Regions from separate parts of the Homo sapiens genome. Here region 1 is linked to region 2. Evidence: chromatin contacts called from ENCODE Hi-C data. All regions are on one chromosome and are shown on one strand. Each heading gives the region's core, a stretch centred on a gene start or an enhancer-like site at or near the end of the contact. The rest is flanking DNA. Distances are from core to core; before and after follow the strand shown.

Region 1 (6,753 bases), core at 2,415-4,914, 440 kb after region 2:
TGGAGTGAAGGCCAGACTGTGCCTTTCTTATCTCTGTTCAGTGTTTCTGAAGGTCATTGTCATCTCTGTATCTCAGGAGCCTCTGTATCTTAGCAGCTGTCACAGAATAGGTGCTCATTAAATCCTATTAAAATGAAAGTGTGACCCACCTGGCCCCTGAGTGCCCCTGAGTGCCAGCTGGGTCACAGTCCATTTTAACAGGGTTTAATGAGCACCTATCCTGTGGTATAGAAGGTAACTGTGCACCTCCTTTTCATGTATCCCCATCATGGCTAACAACAGCCTAGACATATGGTTCTCAATCCTGTGTGTTTAGTGTTACAGACTCCATGCTGCCCACTCTGCACAAACTGTGGAACCAGGGGAAGTCCAGCACAGTTATATTTTAGGGCTACTGGTGGATTCCAGTGTATAGCCAGGATTAAGAACACTGGCCTGTAATGCCTTTCTGGGCCTCCCCACCCCCCACATATGGTTGCATCTATTTGCTGAGTCAAGTCCATCTGCTGGGTCCCAGGGAGTGCCTCCTCCTCTCCCAGCTCCACCATCTCTCCTGAGTGAGGGCAGGAGCATCTTTCCAGCTGCCTCCCTGGGCTCCATCTCTCAAGACAGTGGGAGGGCTTATTCTCAAGTGCTTGTATAATTTGTTGGAGGCTCGCTCTAAAAAGTAAATATAATTTCTTGGTTGGCTCAATTGCAGGTGAGAGCCCAGATGTCTCTGCCCAGAAATGGAGATACATCCATAGGGACGCACCCGCCCCTGCCATCTCTCAGGTCCTACATGCATAGGATGCTCCACCGTGGGGAGCCAGCAGGGCTTTGCAGAGCATCTCTTGTCTCTGACCTAGCTGTTTCCTTTGCCACACCCACCCTCCCCACTTCTTGGCCAAGACATGGGTGAGGGGCCCCTTCTTGCAGAAGCTTCTAGAAGCCTCTGGCCCCAGTGAGGTCCCCTCCCCTGTACTCCCCAGTGCCGCCCACCCTGCCCTTGGCCCCAGAAGTGCTGCAGCCCACGTTTCTCCACATCGTCCTGTCATTAGCCCCTTGAGTGATGGCCTATTGGCAGGAGCAGAGCGAAGGAATCCTGAGAGGGGCCCTTCTGCCCCTCCTGGCCCAGCAGGCTGGACAGTAAGCTTAGCCCCACTCTGAGCACCGCCTCTGTGCTGGCACAGTGGATGGAGACCCTTGAGTTCTGCGGGGGAGAGAAGAGGTGTCCCTGTATTTGAGGAGCTGAGCCAAGGGGGCTGGACCACAAGGAAGCAGCTTAGAGGAGCCTGTGTGGGGATGAGGGGTGCCTGGGAGAGGGCCCTGGGCCGGTGGGGGTTGGGGGGACCCTAGGAAAGTCGTCTAAGTTCCCTGAGCCTCGGTGTCCTCAAATGAACAATGAGACCCGGCCCCAGCTCCTCCCCAGGGTTGTGAGATTAAAATGGGATCGCACACATCAGCCCCTCAGGGAAGTTTCTCCCTAAAGACAGCCTTTGTCTTCTCCATTCTTGGTTCAGGCCCTCTGGGACCGCGTCTCCACCATCACACACCGGCCTAGGGCTGCACTCTTGGAAGGGCCCCTGCGCTTGCAGGGTGGGCAGGGGACCCTCGCTTCACCTGGGCGTCCTCTCTGATGGGGCCCAGGAAGGCTTTGCAGCCGGGGGCCATCTGACCAGGTCTTACTGGGCCCAGGCAGAGGTACGTGGGGCCTGGAGAATGGCACAGGGGGCTGCAGCGGAGAGAGACTGTGGGCACAGGTGTGGCGAGGCCAGGCCGCCGAGAGCCAAGTGGTTTGCGAAATTTCCTGGTGGTGTGGAGGGAGGAAAAGCTGATGTGTTCACCTCCCCACTCGCTGTTTGCAGCCTGGAAGACGATTGCAGGGGGTGGCAGGGCTGAAAAGACAATGTCCTCATTAAAGGAAATTGAGAAAGAGAGTTTCCTTCCCAGTGGGGCGGGACAGTGCAGAAATGCGGCCGGTCCTGGAAGAGGTGGGGGCGAGGGGTCGGGGGCTCACACGCCCTGCGATTTCCTCCCATGAGAATGGGCGGGGGCAGCTCCGGGAAGGGTGGCGGATGGAGCCGCCCTCTCCCCAGGACCACAGGGGCGCTTTCCAGTGAAGGCGCCGTAGGAAACGCCAGTCTGTGCCGCAGTGTACGTAGAGGCGCTATGAGCCCGAGTTTCCCACGTCCAGGGACAAACTGGGAGCCGTGACTGTCAGGCCGCGCGGAGGCTGCCCTGGCCGCCTTTGCGGTCAGGTGAAGGCGCAGAGGCAGGGAGGCCGGGCGAGCGCAGGCGGGCGGAGAGCAGACCACGCGGAAGAGGCCGAGAGAGAAAGCGGGGCACCCGGCCGGGGGGGTCATTTACAAGGGACGCTGGGCACGAAGGAGGCTGGGGCGAAGATGAGTCCAGGGGTTGGGTTGAGAGCGCTGCGCAGCCGGGCTGAGAAGAGAAGCTGACGAGTGACTCCCGACAAGGGACGGGGGAGAGGGAACCTGGGGGCAGGCAGAGGCCTAGGGGGTGGGCTCTGAGGGCAGCCACTCCCACCGGCCCTCCCCCAGCCCCGCAGGCCAGCCACATGCCCCGTGCTCCAGACGACCCAGCTACATGGATGGCAGCGTCCTGAAGGGGGATGATCGGTAGGGAGTGGGTGCGGAGGCTCACGCCTGTAATCCCAGTGTTCGGGGATTCCCGAGCGGGAGGATCGCTTGAGCCGGGGAGGTGGAAGCTGCAGTGATCTGCGCCACTGAACTCCCGCCTGGGCGGCAGAGTGAGACCCTGTTTCAAAAGGCACCAGGGGTGTAGGGAAGGAGCGATATCCCCCAGGCAAGGAAGGCTGCGGAGGGGCCAGGCCAGGAGAGAAGGGCCCTGAGCTCAGTGGACGGGCAGGGTGCCTGTGGAGGAAGGGAGGGACGTAGCAGCAGGAGGAAGGGTGAGGACCCAGGCTGGGGATCGGGAGAAGTGATGGCGGAGGAAAGAGAGGCCGGAAGAGGAGGGGGCCTGCTGGCCTGGCACTGGAAAGCAAAGCGTGGGTTTGTATATGGGAAGAAGACCACATCCCCTCTTATCGTCATCCCAACTCAGAAACCATTTGGCCCCAAGTCACCAAAGCACTCATAGGAACCACTTTTCCTGTGACACAAGTAGGATTCTCCCACTTTTAACTTCCCAAATGCTACCCGAAAGCCTCTGAAATCCTTGGAAATTTAAAAAATAATCCCCTTCTATTAACTGATGCCTATAAAACATATTGACTTTCATTAAATTTTGTTATGAAATCAGGGATGTGTCCCATTGTAAAATAAATTTGTTTGGAAAATGTAGGGTGGTATCCCATCTAAAAATCAGACGAGGCTAGAAAATTTCAATTTTATTTGCTAAGGTAGCATCATGTTGTTAAAAATGCATCATAAAATAAGACCAAGAGTTAATACAAAGCATGAAGTCATGTTTCCCTCAAAAAAATGATTTGTTCTGTAGTCAAATTAATTTGGAAAACATTGCAAACTCTTCAGCAGTGGTTCTCAAAGTATAGCTTGCGTCAGAATCCCCTGGGGCCCTTGCTAAAATCTGGATGGCTACACTCCCCGCCTAGAGTGGGTTAAACTCAGTGCCCACTGGCAGGAAACTGAAACTTGGCTGAAGTCACCGAGGAGGCCTTCCCCGTTAAACCTCTGGCTGGCGACAGCTTGGTTTCCTCGCCGCTGCTTCTGAGTAATTCTGGCACGCAGTTCCTCCTAGCCACCTGCTGTACCTGGAAGGGGGCCAGCCCTCCTCAGCAGGCTTTGCTCCTGCCCTGCACAGCACAACTGTGGCGTAAAAAATGGAAAAGCTGGTAGCAGAAGGAAAGAGCAGGGAGACAGAGGTTAGGTGAACCTCAATGGCCTCATTAAAGCAAATTGAGAAAGAGAGTTTCCTTCCCAGTGAGGCGGGACAGTGCAGAAATGCGGCCCGTCCTGGGAGAAGTAGGGGCGAGGGGTGGGGGGCTCACCGGGCACATGGCCAACAGCTGGTGCCCAGCCTGGGCCACAGTTTGGCACAGGAGAAAGCTGAAGATGCAGGAGAAAGCTAGGTCACTGCCCCTAGGCCAGGTGATCAAGGTGGCTGTTACCTGCCTGTGTGGCCTTGAAAAAGCCTGGTGCCCTCTCTGGCTTGCAGGGTCCTTCTTTTTACAAAAGCGGGTCTTCGAAGCCCTGAATATTCCAGTTATCTGTAAGGATATAGAAATATTTTGCCTCTAGATGACATGTAAATATGTTCCTCCTAACTCCACTTCTTCCTACATCTGTGGCTTCTTCTGAGAACTACCAGACCCACCCTGTTTTCAGAGTAAACCTCCTGTTTTGAGGTCAAACAGACCCAGCTGGGTAATTGGTGACTCACTCCTGGTTCCTCCAAAGAACAGGGGCAAGGGACCACCCGGGACCTCAGGTGCCCCAGCACAGGACCTCTTTCTGGGGCACCCTCTGGCACTGGGCCATCTTCAGGCCCTACAGGGCTCTCGGGGCCTGCGTAGGCCTCTCATCTCCCAGAAATAAGTTCTTTTCCCCACCCAGACTGACACCAGATGCTACAGTGAGGTTTACCCCTCCAGCTTGACAAGCATTCCTAGCCCAGAACACTCAGCTGACGAGGGGTGCTGGGGGAGGAAGGAGGCAGCAAGGCTGAAAGAAGCTTCTCTGGGTATTCCAGTGCCTGGCTGCTGGTCGTAGCCATGGTGAGACCACAGCAGCCTCCCTGGAAGCAAGCACCTGTGTAAAAGCCCCTCCTTCCCCACAAGGGGCTGGATCCAAGTGAAGAAGGTACCAGAAGGACTGGAAGATGATGCTGGTATTATTCGACAGCTCCAGGGTGCTGTAGCACTGAGCACCTACTGTATGCAGCCCATCACAAAGCCAGCCACACTGCCCAGGCTGTGCCATGGCAACTTCCAGCAGTACACCCTCTCGGTCACCTGCAGGCTCCTTGTTCATCCTGACACATGAGGAGAAAAAGACAGTACTCACAAAGGCCTCTAGCCTTGTGGCCCCAGGACCCTCTCCTGAGCATCATGGCCTCCTAGGAGACCCAGGGTAGCCAGGACAAAGGAGAGAAGCATTTGCTAAGCTAAGAAAGGATGGAAGGGGATTGCTGTTCTGCCTGGATGCACCCCTAGACCTGGCAGGGCAGGCAGGAGAGACCCCCAGTGTCTCTTGCTTATCCTAGGAGTTCCCCCCTGTGGTTGCTCCAGTTTGCTGCCTTCATGCATGTTCACAGGGTGATTCCCCTGAGACAACAGAGCTGGGATGTCACCAAGCCCTGTGTCCCATCAGCCAGGCTCTCCCCAGCCTCCATCCTCTCATTCTGCTGGATCAGGAGGATGTGGGGAGGTCCCTGACTCCCCAGCTTTCCCCATGACAAGGTGTGTGTCTACAGCTCAGACCCAGCCATGCTCCACCTGAGAAGTGGGTCCAGGCAGAGCACTGGGTCCTGGCCACCTAGGGCTGCCTCCTCAGGGGTGGGCAGGAAGGGGAGCCACTGGAGGAGTGCCCCGGGCACAGTCCCCTGCACCAGGTGAGGTCACCTCTTAGTCCATGAGGCGATGCTGCATGAGCCCCTCTGGACACTAGAAGGCCTGGGCTCAATGCTGAGTAAAGTGCAGGCATGACTGTGCCCTCAGCATGCATAGGGCAGCAGGCATAGATTCATACACGTGAGTTTGCACTTAAGCTGCAGTAAGAGCTACAGAGGAAATGAACAGAGACAGCATCACTCCAGTGAGCCCTCCAGATACACCCCATGTGCGCAGTAAGAGAATGGCATAGTCTATTGGGACAGCCACATCAAAATACCACAGACCAGATGGCTTAAACGGCAGATATTTGTCTCTCACAGGTCCGGAGGCTAGAAGTCCAAGATTAGGGTGCCAGCCAATCCACTTGCTGGTGAGGGCCCTCTTCCCAGCTTGCAGATGTCTCTGTGTTCCCACAGCATGGTCACGTGGCAGAGAGAGGGGGACAGGGCATGAATAAGCCCTCGGTGCCTTCCTCTTCTTACGAGGATGCTAATCCCATCACGGGTACCCCACCCTCGTGACCTCGTCTAACCCTAATCACCTCCCAAAGGCCCCATCTCCTAATGCCATCACACTGGGGGTCAGGGCTTCAACACATGAATTTGGGGAGCACAATTTAGTCCACAGCAGAAAAGAAAGGGGCACAGAGCATTCCAGCCTGAAGGAAACAGATGTGCAAAGGCCCAAGGCAAAGGCCTGAGCTCTGAGGGGCAACCAGAGTCAAGGCTGAAGAGTGGGCAGTGATTGAGCACTGACGGTGGAGAGGCAACAGGCTATCTTGTTAATCTCAGTCTTTTGTGTGCCAGAGAGAGAAACTGAGGCACAGTGTGTCATGGTGAACACTGGGCAGCACTCCCACGCTCCTGTCCTGCACTCTGCAGGGTTATGGAGGAAGCCTGGGAAGTCTCTCCCCTCTTTTCCACCTTTCCTGGACCCATCCCACACCCTGCCTCCTCCAGGAAGCCCTGGGGATTGCTCATACACTCACATCTCACTCCTTAGTACCTGCAGCCTGCATTCTGAATTTAGCAAGCTCTGGCCTTGGGTTTCTATTTTCTTGTCCTGTGCAGTGAGCATTTGGAAACTTCTCCTCAGCACCAAACACGGAGCCATTTAGCAGAAAATACATGAGTTTTCAAGTCAATTGAACTGTTCATCGCCCCAAAAGCCAGGCAACACGGTAGAGCAGCTGGATCTCTGTTCGTAGAAGCTTTCTC
Region 2 (7,332 bases), core at 4,707-7,206:
CTCAGACACCCTTCTATAGCTCCCAGGCCAGAGCTAGCCCAGGCATCCAGGCAACTCTGGGCAGCTGGGGATTGCCAGACAGTGGCAGATCAGAGGGCCGGCTGGAACCTGCTGCCAGACGGCCTCAGCCAGCCCCTGAGGCGTCCCCTCGGCTGGCCAGGCCAGACATCACACCCTTCAGGAGCTTCTGGCTCCTGGTCCAAGCTGTGCTGGGCTGCCTGTGACCACCAGGCATGGTACAAACCTCACACTCTGCCTCCTTGACCTGCCCAGGCTGCGAGGCCCCACAGCTTGCTCCCCTCCCTCTCCTGCCATCCCACCTCCTCATGCTCACTTCTGTGACACCTGTCTCACCCTGCCTGCCCCCATCCTGCACTCCCCAGGCCGGGCACCCTGTGGGTCCCTGTGCAGAGTTGGTGGGTGACTTAAGCAGCAGGTGTAGGCCTGGAGAGAGTTGGGGTGAGTCCTCGGTCCTGAGCTCCAGTGTGCTGGGTAGAGGGAGGCATTGGGGAGAGGGTGATGGCACCACAGGGATTTCCACCTGTGCTGTTAACACACGCCACTTCATATCTTCTGGTGGAGGCCTGGGGTGTGGTCACTGCTGTTCTTCAGCTCTGGCTGTTCAGGGATTGATCTAAATCCCAGGTGGCTTTCCACAGGTGGTCCAAGCACCAGCTGCCCTGGGAACTGGTTAGATATGCAAATTCCTACCACGCCCCTCTCCCAGCCTGCTGAACCGAAAACACTTAGTCTTCCCGTCCAAGTTTTAAGGAGCCCTCCAGGGCATTCTGGTGGAAGGTCAAGTTTGAAAACCACTAGTAAGAGCTTAGTTTTGGCACTCGGGATTCCCCAAGATAATCCCCTCTGTAGGAACAGTTGTCGGGGGCAGGGGCGCGGGAGCGGGAAGCCCCAAGAGCCTCCACCCTGCGTTTGTGGTTTGTGTGTGTTGGTGTATGCTGCGGGACAGCCCACATAGAGAAGTAGGGGACTCTCGGGCTGGGAAGAGGTGTTCTTGACAGCCCTTAATGATAGAAAGTTAACCCACTAGGGGGATTTTCCTGTCCCTAACGCTGAAGAAAGTGTAAGGGTTTGACCCGGTCTCCATGGAGTCAGAAAGTACCTTTCAGGAAAATTCTGTAGCCTTAACAGCCCAGGGTACCGGTACCGGCCTGAAGAAGTGTGTGTTTTTGCTGGGTCGCAATTACCACATAAGACGAGGCTTTAGGCTGTGACACTGATAGGCACAACTGGTCCCTGGGGCACCAAGCCCCTCCAGGTCTCACTGCCACCCTGTGATGCACCCACCACGACCTCCTGGGCCACTGGGCACTTGCTGCAGGGGCAGGGCCATCCCAGGCCAGTCTCTCCTCAGGCACCACAGGCCCCAAGGGCTGGGCAGACAAGAGGAACAGACACTTCCCCAGAGAACCTCCAATGCACCAGGCACTTTGCCTCTCCTTTGTTTAATATAAGGTGATATAGGAATGATTATTTTCCAGGCAAAGAGATGGAGGCTCCCAGAGTTTAAGTCTCTAGTCCAAGGTCACATTGCAGTAAATGAAAGGTGCTGGCCATGGCCCCAAGCTCACAGCCACTTACAAAACAGCAATACCGTTTCCATTAGGCTTTGGAGGTCTCCACCCAGTATCAGTGAACAGGTCTCAGGGACACAGGGTGCTGTTTGTTGCCCTTGAGCCCCAAGCTAAGGGGCTCTCAGGCTGGCGAAGGGCTCACCACCCGGGGCGCGCTCCCAGAGCCGCCTGAAAGAGACCCCCCCGTGTTGTCACTGCCCCTCACCCGCAGCACCGGCAGCCTTAGCAGTACGGTTTGGGGTGCCTTCTCCTCCACTGTCTCATCCCACTTCTCCGAAGGTGGGCAGGGCCACGCTCTGGGGCCAGCGTCACGCCCTGGGACCAGCGGCTCCTTGTGAGCCTTCTCCCCGCTTCCGAGGGGCTAGAGGAGGGACGCCATCTCTGGAGGCTGAGGCGCCGACTTCCTGTATCATGAACCTCGCCTTTGGGATAATTTTGCTTGTATTACAACAAAAAGCCTGAGCAACGGGGAACAATCTGTGCCTTTTGAAGATGGCAAAGGGCTTTAGCCAGGCTGGCTGGTATCTCAAAAGAAAAAAGGACCGCCCGGAAATGTCCTTGTGTAAACCCATGGCTCTGGACAAGCAAGTGAGCCCCAGGCGGCAGGACCTTTTCTGGGGACTGTGTGCCGGCCCCGCCCGCCTGGGGCGCGGCGCCGAGGCTCCGGGGCGCCCCCTGGTGACCGCGGGCGCGCTCCACATCCAGTCCCGCTCCTCGGCCCAGGGACCCCTCAGCAATGAGAGAAACGGAAGGGGCTTCCCCTGGTCCGGGGGCTCCGTCTCTCCCAGGGGTGCGGAAAACCAGCATCCCGCCTTGAGAGAGTTGCCCCGTCCCCTCTCCGAAGGCCTGGCAGACCACTGGCCCCTGGAGTGACTGGCCAGCCCCACGAACATCTGTTTTCTGGGAGCCGCAAAGCGCTTCCCAGCCTGCCCGCTCTGGGCAGTGCCTTGTGTCCCACTCACTCCCTTCTTCGCCTCCCATCCCCACCTTCCACCCCCACCCCCACTCCCCTCTCCACCTCCCACCCCCACCCCCACTTCCCTCTCCATTCCCTTCTCCAGTCCCCTCTCCACCCCCAGCCCCACTCCCCTCTCCATTCCCACCCCCACCTCCACTCCCCTCTCTACCTCCCTTTCCACTCTCCCCACCCCCACCCCAGTGGCAAGAAGGAAGGAGAATGTAACTGCTCTACAAGGGCCCCACCAGGAGGCTTAGCTTGAAGGGAAAGGAATTCCCCTGGGCCTCTCTGCAGGAGCTTGGGACACTGCCAGAAGCCCCAACCACAAACCTGTATTCTACTGGGAGGGAGCGCCTTCCAAAGGTGCCATTGACCTCTTTCACACAGCTGGGTATTAGTGAGGAAGCCCGGGGATGGTCTCCTCAAACTGCCAGACCTCCCCAGATGCAGCGAGGTGGCTTCTGAGCATAGGGGAGTCTGCTGACCTCATCCTAGTTGCCGGACTCTCCCTCTGACCCCGTTTCATGATGCTTTGCAGAAGGGGCTGTAGTGAGGCTGGGCCCAGCAAGCCCGGACCTCAACCCCTCTGCCTTGGTGGGTGGGCCCTCTGGATCTCTCCCGAGGATGATGATTGGCTAAAGGCTGCCCCGGCTAAAGGCTGCCCCACACGTTTGCCCAAAGTCAGGGACCTGCAGGTTTGAGACCACCACAGAGACACAGTGGGCTGTGACAGATACAAACATTTGTCTACAGTGCTCATAAATGCAGCTCCAAGTTCACATGCGCAGATTCCCAGCCCTTGCAGGGTGTGAAGAACATTGCTGATGTCCCCATTTTATAGATAAGGAAACTGGGTAATTGCTTGTCTGAAACTTTTTCCTTTTAATATGGTTTACATTCTATCTCCAGAGAAAACACACTTAACAGAAGACAGAAAACATTTAACAAATCCAAAGCAATTAAAAATAGCCACAAAAAAAGAGAATAACCTAGACTGACAGCTCACAGAGCAAGGAGGTGGCAGAGACCTGCCCAGGTGAGCTTGGCTGTTGCCCCCAGCTCAATCTTCCTCCTCTCCTCTCTCTGTCCCTTCACCTCTGATCAGTCCCAGCCTGATTCCCGTTCCCTGATGCCTCACCTTCTTGCTGCCAGATGCCTCTAGGAACTAGGGTCCTTCAGACTCCAGATGCCCTGACCTGGGCCTTAGGACATCTTGACTTCCCCAGTGGACAGCTGGACAGTGCCCTGCTCTCACCCACAGCTGGGACCCTGACCATGCCATGAGGCCCCTGTGTGGAAGTGGTGTAGGGGTGGGGATGGTAGCACTGAGTGGTACAGATTCTATCTTGGCCCTCATCATGGGGGAACTCTCCCAATGCCACCACAGGACGTATGAGTTGTAGCCAGCAGAGTGCCCCAGTGGTGCCAGGTGACAGTCCCCCGGAATACATTAGTGCATTTGCTAAGACTCCATGTGTTCTCTTGGGCCTCACAGAACATGGGCTTTGAGGGTGGGAGCCAAGAGGCAGACTTGGGAGTGCCCGAGGCCTTGTTCTGAAACACCTGGGGGGCTGACACCCCCACTACCCTCACACCCCTACCACCAGTTTCCCCACCAGCGATGATGGTAGCTACTCAGCCAGTGGGCTCCTATATGCGGTTACACGTCAGAATGGCCTGGGAGGCAGGTGCCAGTAATTATCCCTATATTACCCATGAGAAACTGAGGAACACAGATGTTAAGTAAGTTGCTCAAGGTGATCAGCCAGCAAGGGTCAGAGCGAACGGGATTGGTAACATCTCCTCATGTGAAACAGGCTGTTATCATATTCAGAGGGGGTCGGTCTCACTGTGAACTGCCCAAGCAGGGGCCTCTGCAGAAAAGCATTTCCCTTTCAGAGACCTGCCAGGGGCAGTGACCACCATGGAGGAGACGAGAGGAGATGCAGACCCAGCATGCTCTCTACAGAAGCCTTTACTGGGGAGGGGTCAGAGTTCATGGATCACCGGGAGGTGCGAGTAGAGTGTTCTGAGGACACTGCTGGGGCGGGGGCGGTGGCGGGAGGCCATGGCTTGGGCAGACTGCCCAAAAGTCCAGCTTCTTAGGTCAGAGCTCTGCTGCCCATCCTGCGGTGGTCTTGCCAGGGAATGCCCAGGCATCCTGGCTTCACAGAGCCTCCCTCTGGGGGCCCCCATGGGCTTGCTGCTGTCCATCTGTCTATGTGGACCCCAGAGGCCAGCAGAGGGGCCAGTCCTCCTTGGCAGGTCCCTCTGGCTTGGCTGCTTTTCCTGGGACTCCCCAAAAAGCCAGTCCAGGGGGTCCACAGTATCAGCCATGGGCAGTGTGGGCTGCTGGCCACTGAAACGTGCGGTGATGTCTCGCAGGGACACAGCAGGGCGGCCCTTCCGGCAGGCCTGGGCTGGCCTGTGGGGTGGCCTGGGTTGGCCCTGGGCCGTGGCCTTGTCCAGCACAGAGGTGGGCTGTGCCAGTCGAGATATAGACCTCACGTAGTCATCCAGGCTAGGAGAGGGTGGGGGCTCCTGTCCAGGACCCCCAAGCAGCATCTCCTCCGTGGTCTCCCGAATTGTGGGCAGATGGGCCACGGAGAGCAGAAGCCGGGACCTCATCACTCTGGCGAGAGGAGGTGGCAACCTGTTGGGAAACAGAAGCCTGGTGGTGAGGGCCTGCCATGCGTCCCACCGCCCCTCAGCGTCACCACACTCCTCTGGGGCTGCCTGTAGGAATCCGGTGCCCTGAGAGCAATTTGAAGTCTACAGAGCCCAGACCAGAGCTCCGACTGCTGGGATCTTTTCTTCCTGTTCAGGTTAAAAACCCCAAAGGCTTAAGATTTTATCATTATCGTTTCAGAATGTGCACAGATAAGAGAACCTAACCTAACAAACACTGGTCAGAGGAAGGCTGGGTTTAAAACCAGGATCGGCCACGCACTGACCATGGGACCTTTGGCAAGGCCACCTCTCCAGGCCTCCACTTACCCATCCATAAAACAGGGTTATAAATACCCCTGGCCGGGATGTTGTAGGAAATGCATGAAATAACCCCTGAATCCCTTTATAAATGCAAAGCCCTCTACAGACAGCCCTGGTCTCTAACCCATAGGGAGGCTGTGCAAGTTCAGGCTGGGAATTGCCCTCAAAAATAAACAAAGCCCTTGTGTTTTGTCTCAAACCCAAGGGCAGCTGCTCTCTCTTACCTGGAGCTGAGGAGGTCTGGGGGTGGCAGGAGAATGGATGAGCAGGGACAGTCCAGTCCAAAGGAAGCCCCTGGGAAGCTTGGGGGCCGAAGGGTGGAGGGTCCGGCAGGGGGTCCAGCGTGGGGTCGCTGGGAGGAGGACAGTGCACTGAGTCTCACAGTCCACCGTAGCAGGCTCTTCCCTGAGCAGTGTGAAGAACCTTCGCAGGCAAGCTGCTTTTATACCTTCCCAGCAGCTATCAATCACTGTCACGAGGGCCAAAAATAGCCTGCTCGGAAGGCTGTCTTAGGAAAACAGCTTGGTGGGCGGGGCCTGGCCCAGCTGCCAGCTTGGAGGTGTTTTTCTGCCTGTAGGAGGCTGGGGAATGTTTACGCTGCAGGGCAGGAAAGGGGTGGGTTCACTGCTGGTCAAGTAGGGGCACTGGGAGAGGGAGGGGTTCCACTGGGCCCTCACAGGTAGCCCCAGGGCCACCCCTGCCCCAAAGCTTGTTTCCCACTCTGTGTTACACCACCCCATCATGACTCCTGTGAAGTTGGGCCAGGTCCTTGGCAACTTTGATGAAAAATCAGCAGCACAGGACCCCAGTCTGGAGGCAGCTGAGGCTGGGTCCCTAGGCCTGCTCCTAGGAGAGACACACCCTGCTCGCAAGGGACCAAGGGCGGTCTGCGGGGTCTGACCCTGGTCTTCTTACACCCCAGATGGGGTGCTTTCGGAGGATTTGTTTGTTTACTTGTTCACCAGATATGAGGTGCTAGTGTGTGCTGTGAATGCACTAAGCACAGCAAACGTAGCAGCGGACAAAGGTGTGGCCCCCTGGAGCTCATATTCTAGTAAGGGAGGAGATCAAGCCAGAGATGAATGGGTGCTGTGATTCAGGCAACAGCAAGAACTGCCTGAAGGAAAGCAGCGCAGTGGCATGCTGTGGTGGGCTGCCGCCACAGGTACAGTGGTCAGGGGTGTCTTCCCTAAGAGCAGATATTGGAGCAGAAACCTGAAAAAAATGGGAAAATGCACATTCCAGGTGGCAGGGGCAGCACGTGCAAAGCCCCTGTGGTGAGGGCGCGCCGGACAGACATGCTCAGGGCACAGCAAGGGGCCTGCAGACTGGCCCATGTAGGAGGGGGTCAGTGGACCTTGGGGTGGATGCTGTGTTTCCCTCTAGGAGGGAGGGAAAGACTGCAGGGTTTGAACAAGGGCACTGCAGTCTGGCTTCTGCTTCAAAGGATCGCTGCAGCTGCTGGGACTGGGCTGGGGCTGGGGCTGGGGGGCTGCCAAGGAGCACCTGGGCAACATTAGAAAGCCACTGCATCTGTCCAGGAGTGACCATGCCAGCAAAGGAGGCTGCCAAGGATGAGAGAGGCAGCCCCTGGGAAGCTCCTGCACTCCCCAGACAGGCCACAGATCCTCTGCCCCAGCCACAGCCCCACCTGGAACACGCCTGCCTGTGCTGCAGGTGGGGGAGAAAGAGGAGTCTTGAGAGTTAGCCCAAGCCTGAGCTCTGAGTACTGGGCAGACCCCAGACTCCCTAGGCAAGCAAGAGGGACCGGCAGTCCCAAGTTCTTGAATT

What was found. Hi-C counts contacts between places; a loop is a spot of excess contacts on that map. Pooled maps may share reads with other maps.
Region 1: a pooled map shows a loop between it and region 2 (2.2-fold over the local background). The contact joins the enhancer-like site here to the promoter of DEPP1 in region 2. A Hi-C loop is called at or near these places in 2 of 37 single-sample maps with no recorded cell type and 2 of 50 pooled maps.

The regions. Positions count from the first base shown.
Region 1 is chr10:45,416,972-45,423,724 of GRCh38, forward strand. The region is part of intron 4 of ALOX5 (arachidonate 5-lipoxygenase); the gene reads left to right. Among named protein-coding and RNA genes, the nearest start is that of ALOX5, 46 kb to the left of the region's middle. RefSeq lists enhancers at 1,968-2,661, 2,662-3,353, 3,382-3,883. Within about 2 kb of position 3,665, at least 33 of the 41 ENCODE cell types and tissues checked have a DNase peak (open chromatin) inside an H3K27ac peak, as active enhancers do.
Region 2 is chr10:44,972,853-44,980,184 of GRCh38, forward strand. DEPP1 (DEPP autophagy regulator 1) reads right to left here and starts at 5,957. Exons shown (of 2, transcript NM_007021.4): 1 at 5,766-5,957; 2 at 3,276-5,203. The coding sequence starts at 5,178. The coding sequence ends at 4,540. The region is part of intron 3 of RASSF4 (Ras association domain family member 4); the gene reads left to right. RefSeq lists enhancers at 1-335, 336-997, 1,947-2,096, 5,929-6,223, 6,853-7,332 and 1 more and a silencer at 2,157-2,376.